2 separate regions of the Homo sapiens genome follow, and region 2 is linked to region 1. A link is a contact called in ENCODE Hi-C or POLR2A ChIA-PET data. All regions are on one chromosome and are shown on one strand. Each heading gives the region's core, a stretch centred on a gene start or an enhancer-like site at or near the end of the contact. The rest is flanking DNA. Distances are from core to core; before and after follow the strand shown.

Region 1 (6,484 bases), core at 1,540-4,039:
AGTACTGATAGCTTCCTCAGCTCTTTGAGTTATGGAACCTGTGTGTTCACCACCAAATATCAGGGTCTTAAAAGTGTGAGAAACCAGGATTCCACAGACAGAGCAATGACACTCAGTGTTGTCCATTACCTTTGGAAAAAGACTTTACGCTTTATATAATACTTTACTGAACTGAAATGTGGGTGGTGAGAGGGTGATTATTTTCTCAGTGATTCAAAATAATGTCTAATGTTTACTTTAAATCTCTGATGCAATTGTGAGGCACATTTAGAACAAAATCCAGCAAGGAAGCTGACATACTATACACAAGACTGGAGGAAAGACGCTCTGACCAAATAAAGCATTATTAATTTTCACAGCTTGCATGACTGTCATAGTCTTCATTATTTCATCAGTGTAGTCTAAGCTAGAACACTATTCAGTCTCACATTCGCAGGTTCCATTCCTCACAGAATGGAAAAACATCATAGATAAGATGCACCATTAGGGCCGGGCACAGTGGCTCACGCCTGTAATCCCAGCACTTTGGGAGGTTGAGGTGGGTGGATCATCTGAGGTCAGGAGTTCAAGACCAGCCTGGCCAACATGGTGAAACCCCGTCTCTACCAAAAAAAAAAAAAATGCAAACAATTAGCTGGGCATGGTGGCGGGCGCTTGTAGTCCCAGCTACTCAGGAGGCTGAGGCAGGAGAATTGCTTGAACCCTGGAGGCGGAGGTTGCAGTGAGCTGAGATCACGCCGCTGCACTCCAGCCTGGGCAACAAGAGTGAGAAACTCCATCTCAAAAAAAAAAAAAAAAAAAAAAAAAAAAAAGATGCACCATTAATGTTTGTATCAAAGCCATCCTAATCATCCAAGATGATTACAGATACAAAATATCCATATTAATGATATTTACATTATATGGTACATCACATTATATGACACTGAATATAATAGCTGGATTGACTGTATTGTACTTCTAAAGAAAAATACCCATTGGAAAATCTGCTAAGAAACTAGAAAACTGGACAACCAACTTAACCAGGGCTTCACTTGGAAAAAAAAAATACAATCCGATGAAAGGTAGGTCTAGATGTCACCATAGTCTTCTCTGTCTCCTCTGCTCAGTGTCTAATAATACACCTTAGAAACCAAGAATATATTAACAAATGGTAATAGCTTTTTTTTTTTTTTTTTTTTTTTGAGAGATGGAGTCTCGCTCTGTCACCCAGGCTGGAGTGCAGTGGCGAAATTTCAGCTCACTGCAAGCTCTGCCTCCCGGGTTCATGCCATTCTCTTGCCTCAGCCTCCTGAGTAGCTGGGACTACAGGCAACCCGCCACCACTCCTGGCTAATTTTTTGTATTTTTTAGTAGAGACGGGGTTTCACTGTGTTAGCCAGGATGGTCTCACTCTCCTGACCTCGTGATCTGCCCACCTCGGCCTCCCAAAGTGCTGGGATTACAGGCGTGAGCCACCATGCCTGGCCAACAAATGGTAATAGCTTTTAACTTGACAGAAACCTCTGCTAAGAAAAATATGACTGGGATATAGGGTGATTTTCATCCAAATTTCTTGGTCATCTCTTAACAATCCATAATTTATTGTAATGTCCCCCATGGAAAACTATGTGGAATAGAAACAATTAAAATAACCCTTTCATTTAGTGAATATTTATTGAGCATCTATTATGTGCTAGACAGTGGGTTAGATCCTGGGAAACAATAAGAAGAGAGGGAAACAGTGGTCTAATCACATGAGAGATAGCCTTTAATCACAGAATCACAGAATCAGAAGAGAGGAATGTAAAATGACAGCACTGCTTAGCTCATAAAGCCCTCTGCTGCATTCTACAAAGTCTAAGGTTTTAGTAATATTTTTGTACAATTTCTCCCTCAAAAAAGTGTTGCAACTCTTTAAATTAGTTCAGCGAGAAATCAACTTGCTGTGCAAATGCTTGGGCTAGCTGGGGTGTGAGTAGCGCGTCTGTGTTTGAGAACACTGAACCTTGAAAGAACATCTGTTTGGCTATTTTGTTAAATGAAACTCAAGTCACCCAGGCTTTACTAATAGCTTCATTGTGCTTCATGACTTTCCACCACATAAACAAAATTACCTAACACCTCAGTCTGTGGCTAAAACTGTCATTTATCAGTTAAAGCCCACTGACAAAGAGCAAACTGGAGAAACTGCAATTCCAGCTTCTCTATTCAAACAGTTTTCACATTTCAATAATCACTCTCTAGCTGGCTCCCTGCTAGATAAGTACCTCCAGGGAAAGGTTGCTTCCTGGGAATGTTTATTTTACAGGAACAGATTGATGGCCTCAAAGTCTGGCCACTTTCTAGGTGATGAAATTGTTTATTCACATTGACTCTTCCCAGGAGAGAATAGAGTGGAGAGAAAGGCAGTGATTGCTAAAGTTGATTTTATGATAGCGTGTCTACAGATTCCTCAAGGAATGTTGTGAAATTCCAAAGCAAATTCTTAAAGTTAAATTCATTTTTAAAAATCTAAAGCTCCTACCCTATGTTGCACTTCTGAGGATTAAAGAATCTTAGTCAAAGGGACTTCAGAGATTGTCTAGTCCAATGAGTCCAAATGTTTTTTTTTTTTGACCTTGGTACATATTCTTGAAAGTAAACTTCCCACCAGAGTTTCCATCTGTAAATATATAAAATAAAGCTGCCTTGATAGAAACAGGCATGAGGGAGCCAGAGCTCCACATTTCCCCAACCCCCAGGGCAAATGGGGTTCCTGAGGTACCTCTTTGGCATCTCTGGGTTTTCTGGGAAGAAAATGGGTCTTGTGCAACTTCTTCCTTTCACCCAATCCTAAAGCCAGGAGCCCCTGTACGTCCTGACAGCTCAGCTCTTCTTGGGTAATCTCAAACAGTCACAGGGTGCTGCAAATCTAGGGAGGTCTGGAATGGCAACTTAGTGAAACTATCATTTATGACATCTTTGTCCATTGTCAATCATTTAATAACTATCTGATACAAAGTCTTACAACCAAAAAGTAGAATGGAGCGACCCAAAATTGTGTGTGTGCGTGTGGGTGTGTGTGTGATGGAGGTGAAGAGCATTGGAGTGGTAGCAGGAATTCCAGACATGAAATCCCATAAAGGGGCATACACAAATGGTGACCTGAGGTTTCAAGGAACTGGAGCTGGAAGAGGGAAGTGCCAGGGTCCCCTGAAAGGGACCACATCTCCAGCAGAGCACTTGACAGGTGAGCAGAGAAGGAGAAAGATCAGCAGTTGTCTGAAGTTAGGTATCACGTTTTAGAGCCCAGTTTTCCCATCTGTGTAGACACCTGCTCCCTCGAGAGGAGGCTGATCTGTAAATGCCATCACCAACATCTACACAGCCCACCACCACTGACTCACACACAGCTCATTCAGTCCTCACAACAACCCTTAGAAGTGTAGGTTAACATTAGCACCATTTTGTAGATAAGGAAATTGGGAGTTAGAGAGGCTAAGTGGCTTGTGCAAGCTCAGATTGCCTGAAGAGGCAAAAACCAACACTGCTAACTCCACTATGCCACTGAGGCACGACACAAGTGCAAAAGGAGACACAGTAGACAAGAGAGGTCAACAACATTTTCTGAGGAAGCATTATTTTAAATTATGGTGTGAGACAGACATGATTTCGGAGCAGGTGGGTGAGGTGCAGACACTCTGTGAGATAGATGGGGTGAGGTGACGGGGCAGTAGGAGTGCCAACCAGCTCGCCTCTCCCAGGGAAGGTTCTGCGACCCAGAGGCAGCATAGCAGAGGGGCCAGGAGCAGGGACACGGGATCAGACTGCCACGGTTTTATCTTGGCCCTGCCATCAACTGCCCCCACTATCTTGAGTAAGCTGTGTGACCACTCTGTGCCTCAGTTTCCATAACTGAAATAAGTATGAAGCTAATAGTACCTACTTCACAGTCTTGTTGCAAGAGTTACAGAAATCAGTATTAGTGAAGCTCTTAGTGTCCAGTATATAGTAAATGCCACACGAGGATTGTTGAAGACATTCTTAGCAGGCTACAGGTGCTCACAGATAAGCAATAGCAACTTTTTGAAACTTGAAAACGAGGTTACGATATTCTAGCTTCCTGTTTTCCTGTAATTTGTGACCACAATCCCTGGCCTCATGACTTTATGAACTTCACTTTATTGCCCGTTCTTTCCTCACTCTTTCCTAACCTTTGTGTGATCATCCCTACTGAATGGCCAAGCCCCTGATTCCCGGTTTATCTTCCTTCATGTACTTCATGACTAGTCAACTGTTACTGCTGCACACAAGACACGGTTCAATCTGTGGTTTGTTTTTAAATGTACCTAGGAGTCATACTAAAATTCTGCCAACAGGTGGAGCTCAAAGAATAGCTTAAAATAAAATTAACCCGATTCGGCAAACCTGGAAAAAAAGGGAAGAAATAAAATCATTCTGATACGACTGTATGATTTTGCTATTCATCAGAAAATAAGAGGAAATAAATTGAAGGCAATATAAGTAGACAGTGTTAATAACACAGTGGTTGGTTTTTCTACAGTGGAAGATGATTTACCTAGATTTCCGTCTCTAGGGAAATTCAAGTGAAGATTTTCATTTTACATTCATAAAGATGACAATATACTACAAGAGTTGAGCTATTTGGATTTATTTGATTTGCTTTACTTAAGACAAGTTCAGGATAATGATGCTTAGTCTGTTCAGATTCATAAATAATACTCAAGATGTCAAACTGAATGAAATGTTGCAACTCTAGCCAGAATTCCAAGGAGATGTGTGAAATGAGCTTTTATTTAAAATGTGCCAATGTTTAACTAGGAAGTTTAGAAAACCTTTATGGGTTTCTATAAGCTGGGAAGAATATCTTCCACTCAATCGTTTTACTAGAATCTCCTTAAACCCCAAAACTCTGCTCCTGTGATTTCTTTGACTGCAGAGACCTGCTTAGGGAGCTGTGCCCTGAGCAGCGATTCTACCCTGGAAGACTGAGCTCATCTTTGGTGAGGCTATGATGTTTGGCAAATGATCTTTAAGACACAATTAAGGGAATGAAGAATTCTTGGAGGGCAAAATGGTAGGGCATTAAATCTTTTGTGATGGATCTTTATGGTTTTGTGAGGTGTGATAAATTGGATGTCATTGGATGCTGGATTTATAAAGTGCTTTTCCTCCAAACAATTCAAAGATCTTTTTCATGGGAGCTGTGACTATAAAGCCAAGAGTTTGGATCCATATGAACCACCCCAGAAATAAACCTCACTGCTTCAAAACTGCATCACGTAGGTGGTTTTACACCTGCAGCACCTCTGAGCACGGGCTGTTGAGCATGACTATCCTGCTCTCTTAGAGGAAAAAAATGCAGTATTTCCTCATCAGTTCATTTGCCAAACGTCACATTTTCAGGCCCTGGCAGAGCATGTACTCAAACCCAGGTTTTCTAGTTCCAAATATATAGGTCATTGACTTATGCCTTAGTTTCGAGGTCAGCTCAATAGATGTTCTCCAAGGTCATGTCCAGTTCATGATTTGACTACTCTATCATCAACTCAACGGAGTACTCAGACTGCATCAGTTTGTTCTTTCATTCAATTTGTCTAGTGAAATGCAAACATTAGAGAGCGAGGTAATTGATATCTCAAAATAATAGGGTTGTTTTTTACCCCACATATCATAATTTTTCAGCCTGACTTCATATATGTGAGAAAATGAGTGAACAAAAATGAAGAATGACAAAGATATTTCTTGATAATGGACTGACTAAAGAAACTATGGCACACCTATAAAATGTAATGTAATGCAAGCAATGTAAATCATGTTCTCCAAGAGTATTTAAAATTATGGAAAACTGTTCTCCGGGCTGGGCACGGTGGCTCACGCCTATAATCCCAGCATTTTGGGAGACAAGGTGGGTGGATCACTTGAGCCAAGGGGTTCAAGACCAGCCTGGGAAACATGGTGGGACTCTGTCTCTACGAAAAATACAAAAACTAGCCAGGTATGGTGGCACATGCCTATAGTCCCAGCTACTTGCAAGGCTGAGGTGGGAGGTTCACTTGAGCCTGGGAGGCGAAAGCTGCAGTGAACCAAGATCTCACCGCTGCACTCCAGCCTGGGCAACAGAGTGAGACCCTTCTCAAAAAAAAAAAAAAAAAGAAAGAAAAAAAAGATACATTGCTATGTGAAAAAAGCAGGCTATGAAGCAATGAGTATCATATATTTTTAAAGTAATATATAGATAAATAAAAGACTGGAATGATGTATACCAAGATGTTAATAGTTATTTTCTTTGGAGGGTGTTGATAACATATAATATGTTATTTTCATTTTCTCTTTTTGAAAAACTTCCTCATATTGTCTGCAATTATCAAGCTTTACATCTATAATGAGAAAAACATGAATTTGATTTTATATGAAGTCAAGCAGTTTAAAAGCTTTGTAAAAATAAGATATTATAAGATCTGTTTCCAGAAAAATTCTATAGGAGAAAACATTTCCTACC
Region 2 (6,484 bases), core at 628-3,127, 320 kb after region 1:
TACTATGTTCTAGGCATTGGGAACAGAGCAGTAAACTAAACAGATAAGGATCCCTGCCCTCATGGAGCTTAAAATTCTGGTAGAGGGAATTAGATGATAATCAGTAGACATAAGAAACAAGTGCTGTAGCAAACTAGCCCGTGGTGTATGATCAGTGAACTGAGAGCAACAGTAGAGCAGAGTAGGGGAGCTCCCTGGGGCAGGGAAGGAGACTCAAGTGAGGTGGGAAATGACTGAAGGGTTTTGAGCAGAACAGTGGCATGACTGCCTTGTATTTCAAAGGGTCACTCTGGCTGTGATGTGGAGAGCAGAGGGTCAGGGAAAAAGGAGTGAAAGCGAGGGACCTTCGAGGAGATGTGCACTAACCCAGAGATGATGGTGGCTTGAACCAGGTAGTCGCAGTGGAGTCAGTGAGAAGTGGTCACATTGTGGATATTATTAGAGGGTAGAGGCTACAGGACTTGCTGGTGCTAGCTGGTTTAAGAGGAAGAGAACAATCAAGGGTGATTTAATGTTTTTGGCCCAAGCAACTGGAAACATGGAGTTGTCATTTACTGATTTGGAGAAGACAGTGGGAGAAGCCAAATTGGCCTCCCTGCCTTACTTCTTGAACCCCCTCTACCCTTGATATTGGGGCCAGTGAAGTCTTTAGTCTTTGTAAGACACAAATCTGAGCTGCTGCCTTCTCTCCTTTTGCTTCAAGTTAAGTGGGTGGGTGTTTGGATGGTTGCATGCCTGTATACGTGCATGTATACCCAGGCAGCTTCTGCAGCCCCTTTCACTAAAACCCTTTGTGCTATGGCTTACGCATTTTACCACCAGTCAATGACTCAGGCTAGAATTAAATTACTAACTTAGGACTTCCACTCAGGCCCCCACTTTGTCCAACTGTATTCTTGTTGTCTCATCCTCATAACTATCCATAAAGCCTCCATAAATGGTAGGGTGGAGCCAGGCTTGCCCTCTGTTGCTGAACCAGCCTTTCCTACTATAATCCAAGAATGCCTTTATGTCTTTAGCTTTCAACATTGATATCTTATTTTAGGTGAGTTATTTTGGCTGTGGCAAATACCATAACTTTATATATATGGAAATTTGGTTTGTAGCAATCGTTTCCTAGCTATAGCCATTGCCTGTCCTTCCTCCTAAATTACTGCTTTTGCTGTCATATCTGTCCAAGTCATCCTCACTAATTCACAGTCAGATACGAAGTAACTTACTTAATCAAGGAAATGCTGCTGAGAGCCTGTACAGCACAAGCCCACACATAGGCCCTGAGTTGGGAAGTAAGAGGTTAGGGAAGACCCCATGGAAACAATCAAAGGATTTAGATGTGTGAAGTATGGCTGAAAGGGCATATCAAAAAGAAAACATTGAGAAAAGCCAGATTTGGGGCACATATCAGAAGAAGGATTAATCAAGCTTGGCTATAGCTGTAGATATGTAAAGAGGATTCAGAGCAATATGGCTGGAAAGGTGAAGTCTGCAGTCAGAGTGGCAAATCTGCACCAGTAGTTCTTAAACTTGAACGTGCATCAAAATCACCTGGTGGACTGACTGACTAAACATGGTTTGCAGACCTCACCCCCAGTGTTTGATTCAGTGGGTCTGGGGTAGGACCGAGGAATTTGCATTTCTAATAAATTCAAAGGTGACACTGCTGCTGCTGCTGCTGGTCCAGGATCACATTTTGAGAGCCACCGAGTTTGGACATTTTCAATAGCCAGAGTGGGAATTGTTAAGTCTGTAAGGAAGCCATGAAAAAGCCTGTGTTGTTTAAGAAGACCCTTTAGGAATATGTATATTTTGGGTCTTTTTAAAATTGTGTGTTTTACTCTTGCTTTTTTAATCATCCTGTATGGGAACCAGGCCCAGGTGCCTCTGACTTTATAAGCTTATTTTAGTCACCTTACATCACTAAAGAAAACTTTCCACATTTTCTTAACCTTTGGCATAAAAGAATTTGGCTAGAGATCCTCAGCTATTCGGCTCCTTAGTCAACTGTTTTTTTTTTTATTTTTAATGTAGTACTCAGAGTATCTGGTTCTACTGATCTATTGCCTGGGAGGTTTTGATTGCTGTGAGAAGTGATTTGTTTTATTAGCCTTTCCACATAGCTTCAATTCCTGGGCCCCAGCATCATCTTTATTGCCCCATGCCTCCTTTTCCCAAGGCATTTAGACCTTTCTCTAGATAGGAGGACTAATACTGAAATAATAGAAACTCAAGACAAGAGTTTTTCAGCTTCTCCGACATACTCTCTCCTTGGCTTCTGATGTCCTCTGAAATCTGATCCCACACAGCTTACCTCAGTTTATTCCTTGCTAGTTCTCTGTTACCTGCTGCCTCTGCTCCGACCTGCCTATCACCCCCCATGTCATGCTCATTCTTTCTGCCCATCTAAATGCTCTACCTGATTGTGCCCTATCCTAGGAGACTTCTTTGATCAAATAGGCCTCCTGAGACACCCCGCACCCCCATCAGAACCTGTTTTTTTTGCAGTTTGGCACCTGTCCTCTGCTTGTTTCCTCTGTGTTAGTTTGATCTCCTTAGCTCCACTCTAAGCTCCTGGAGGGCAGGCCCCATGTCTGTGCATCTCTGAGTCTCCACCTTGCTTTGTCACTTGCCGTCCTAGACCATGCCTGTTACTGGCCATGTCTGCAGCACATTCCACCTGGGCTTTTCCTCTCTGAGTTTCATGCAGCTGCAGAAGTGCATGGTCTTTTCATAGTGTGCTTTGAAACTGAGATGGTGAATTAGTGCACTTTGAGTCTTCCCTCGTTTCTACACCCCATATTAGTGGTCCTTAAGTGGGAATAGACATTCCTTCCCTTACTGCTTTATAGGATAATGTTGTGGAGATTTGGTGGCATGAATCAGGCTCAGGAAGTCAGGGGTGGCACATTGGCAGCCAGGTGGCAAATTGGCAGCTCCTAGGGCCAGGTAAAGCTCAATATTTTTAGTTGACTAAAGGGTAGTATTTTCTTTGGTTTTGTTTGTTTGCTCTTTAAGTTTTGAATTTGAGTGCCTTTAGCCTGGAATGCATCCTCTAACCCCAATAGAGAGAGCCATCATTTCCTGTTCATTTCTATCACACAGTCCCTGGAAACATTTGAGTTTGAGACCCCTGGAATAAATATTGTTGAAGAAACCAAAGAAGATTAATATTGGCTGTGAATACACTTTAAAAAATATAAAGCAATTTATCAGAATAAATTGTCACTATTAGTTCAGTTGTTTATTGAAATAGTGGCTTGTTGAAAGTAGATAGCATGTAACTAAAAAAGCTGGACGACATTAAGATGAAAAAGGGCTCATTTACAAAAACATGGTGTTTTGAAATTATGTGGTGTTTTGAGATAACTTGAATTTATAAGAAGAAAAAGGAAAGGATTTGGAAATTATATAGCCTCATGAGGTAGTAGTAGACGAAAAGGATACTTCAGAAATCAATATAAGTACATCTATAGACTAACTGTGTGCTAGGCATTATTCTAAGCACTTAAATTACCTATTTTAAGAAAGCAAAAACTAGAAGAAAGGGTATTGGGGAAAGATGCATCTAAATTATATTTTGATTTCTCTGTTTTAGCATTTGACATGCATTTTCTACTATGGAAGCATTCCCTCCCTTGTTTGTTTATTTGTTTGTTGCCAACTCTTAGGTATATTCTCTAACCCTAATTGGAGTAGGGAGGGAGGTTTGGGATTAGCATGGAAATGTCAGATGAAGGGAAAAGGTGTTATCTTCAGCTGTGTTATGTTGCCAGGGAAGTGAATCTGTTATTAAAGTTGTTACATTTTATTTAGGAAGAAATGTAGAGAAAGTATTCCCACATAATCTAACAAGTTGTGCTCTTTGTAAAATAAAAATGTACTGGTTAATTTTAACAGTAATACCCCAATTTTTACTTAGAAGCAGCAAAATACACACATACGGCCAGCATGTTGAAAATAGCAACAAAACCTCAAGCTTTTTCTCTCCCAAGGCCAGTTCCTTGTTAGGCTGCTGACACCCAACCTCCAGGCCTCCCCAGGATGCTGGTATTAAACATCTCATTAGTACTTACTTACTGTATGCTCTGGGCACTCGGTGCATTTAAGGGTGTTTAGATTCTTCTGTCCAAACCTGACTTTCTTCGGCCTTTGGATTCTAAGAGTCATAGAGATGCATATGTCTTCTGCCTCTTTGTCAAGTAGTTCTGAATAACTTTAAAAGTAGATAAGCACGTAAGAAGGGGTTTATGTTCATTCTATAACTTAAAAGAACTCATTGTGGAAGTTTTTTTAAATACTCAAGTGATTAGTGTGGCCAGGCATGGTGGCTCATGCCTCTCTAATCCCAGCACTTTGGGAGGCTGAGGTGGGTGGATCACCTGAGGCCAGGAGTTTGAGACCAGTCTGGCTAACAAGGCAAAACCCTGTCTGTACAAAAAATACAAAAATTAGCCACGCGTGGTGGCACACACGTGTAGTCCCAGTCACTCGGGAGGCTGAGGCACGAAAATCCCTTGAACCCAAGAGGCAGAGGTTGCAGTGAGCTGAGATTGTGCTACTGCACTCCAGCCTGGGCAACAGAGTGAGATTCTGTCTCCAAAAAAATTTAAAAATAAAAAAAGATTGAGTGAAGAAAAAAAATTTGCAGATTCCATCAGTCAAAGCCATTTTCATATATCTCCTTTGAATTTCCATTTCTGTGTATAAGGGTTTTAAAAAATAGTTATCATATTAAGTAGACAGTTGTTTAATTTTCACATTACGCGAGCATTTCCATTTCATTACCTGATTTTCATAACCATCACTCTCTGATGACTATGTAACATTACTCTCAGTGCATGTTTCTCTTACTACCCCCTATTGTTGGATGTCTAAATTGCGTCTGATTTTTCTCTGTTCCATAAAATTGAAATAAATATCTTTGTGGTGAAAGTTTTTGCAGTATTTAAAATTAGTTTCCTGGTTTGTGAAAAAGTGTAACTGTGTATAAACAATTTGCCTAATTCTCTTAAAGGTTTGATTGTTTATGATACAAGAAAACTGGTTCTGCAAAGATGTGAAATAAAAGAGCTTCAAATATTTTTTAAAAGTATCTTTATGATTTTATTAAAAGTAAGCATTGTGGAATTGTGGGTGTTAAGTTTTGTTTGTTTGTTTTTTAATAGGCTTATTATGCCCGTGATGCTCTGGCTAAAAACCTCTACAGCAGGTTGTTTTCATGGTTGGTAAATCGAATCAATGAAAGCATTAAGGTACTGAATTTCTATGAGCAAAATCAGTTGTAATAAATGGTATTCACAGTATAAACATTAAGTTGAAGAAAGTTTAAATTTATAATCAAATAATTGATTGCCACTTACAAAGATTATTCCTTAAAAAGAGTGTACCATGTATAAGATTGAAATTTGTCAGGGATTTTGTTTATTTTGTTTTGCCATGTGTGTTGCTTCTGACTGGTGAATAGTCTGATGGTCTTTGTGGAGTTACTCTGGGAGTCGGCGTCCCAGGTTTTGGCCTGGCTCACCTGGTAACTAGTGGTACACACTTTGCTGAAAAGGTCACTTTACTTCACTAGGTCATGATCTAATCATTACTAAAATGAGAGTGTTGGACTAGGTGATTTTGAAAGGCACCACTAATGCCTTCTTTAAATATATCACCTATTATTAAAATTTCTAAAAGAGTTCTATACCAATGCCTCATCTCATACATTTTTTAAAAAACAACTAAATTAGTTATTTTCTTACTTAAGAAACATAATTAATTTGTAATATATATCTATGTTCCTTGGATGCTTGTAGTGTTATATTTCATGCCTTAATTAACCCTTTAATTTGAAACTTTTTAAAGGCACAAACAAAAGTGAGAAAGAAGGTCATGGGTGTTCTGGACATTTATGGCTTTGAGATTTTCGAGGTAAGATTTAAAATTTTTTTTGTATTGTCTTTAGTAGAGTGGAATGGTTGGAAATTAAATCCTGTATTATGTAGACATTATAAGTAACTGTAACTTTGAATCTACAAATAATCCTTGTGTAGATGTAACACACTATCACTTTGAATCTGCCAACAAATCTTTGTGTAGATGTAACAAAATTTGGTTGTGTATTCCTGCATGTGTGCCTGAGTGTGTGTGTGTGTGTGTGTGTGTGGTGTGCGTATGCTGAGAGCCAGCATTTTGGAGACAGTACTGCTTAAAAAGAACTCGTATTAGTACCTGACTTTTGAAATTGCGTATTTAAATTTCTAACCGTGAGGCTTCCAACAAGCTACAATGAGTATGTCTGTGGCCATTTGTGTGTTGTTAGAAAGTGTGGCAGGTTGGTGCCATAAAGAAAGCCACAGGAGGGCTGGACATAGGTTCTGGCCTTGCCAGGGCTGGTCATTTCATCTGTGAGACTCAGAGAAAGAGGATTTGGATTAGGTGATGTGTTGAGTCTCATTACTGTGATCTTATGATAATGAATTCTGCTGCAGAGGTTGAAATA

The links. Hi-C counts contacts between places; a loop is a spot of excess contacts on that map. ChIA-PET counts read pairs that join two places held with the same protein, here RNA polymerase II (POLR2A). Pooled maps may share reads with other maps.
Region 2: a pooled map shows a loop between it and region 1 (3-fold over the local background). The contact joins two enhancer-like sites. A Hi-C loop is called at or near these places in 2 of 168 maps with a recorded cell type or tissue (both naive thymus-derived CD4-positive, alpha-beta T cell), 1 of 37 single-sample maps with no recorded cell type and 11 of 50 pooled maps. POLR2A ChIA-PET finds 5 or more read pairs at or near these places in 1 of 52 experiments (CD4-positive, alpha-beta T cell).

Annotation. Positions count from the first base shown.
Region 1 is chr2:191,048,007-191,054,490 of GRCh38, forward strand. STAT4 (signal transducer and activator of transcription 4) reads right to left here. Exons shown (of 24, transcript NM_003151.4): 14 at 6,484. Among named protein-coding and RNA genes, the nearest start is that of STAT4-AS1, 30 kb to the left of the region's middle. Within about 2 kb of position 2,790, at least 3 of the 41 ENCODE cell types and tissues checked have a DNase peak (open chromatin) inside an H3K27ac peak, as active enhancers do.
Region 2 is chr2:191,364,380-191,370,863 of GRCh38, forward strand. It overlaps MYO1B (myosin IB), which reads left to right. Exons shown (of 31, transcript NM_001130158.3): 12 at 5,163-5,249; 13 at 5,848-5,913. Among named protein-coding and RNA genes, the nearest start is that of MYO1B-AS1, 120 kb to the left of the region's middle. Within about 2 kb of position 1,878, at least 2 of the 41 ENCODE cell types and tissues checked have a DNase peak (open chromatin) inside an H3K27ac peak, as active enhancers do.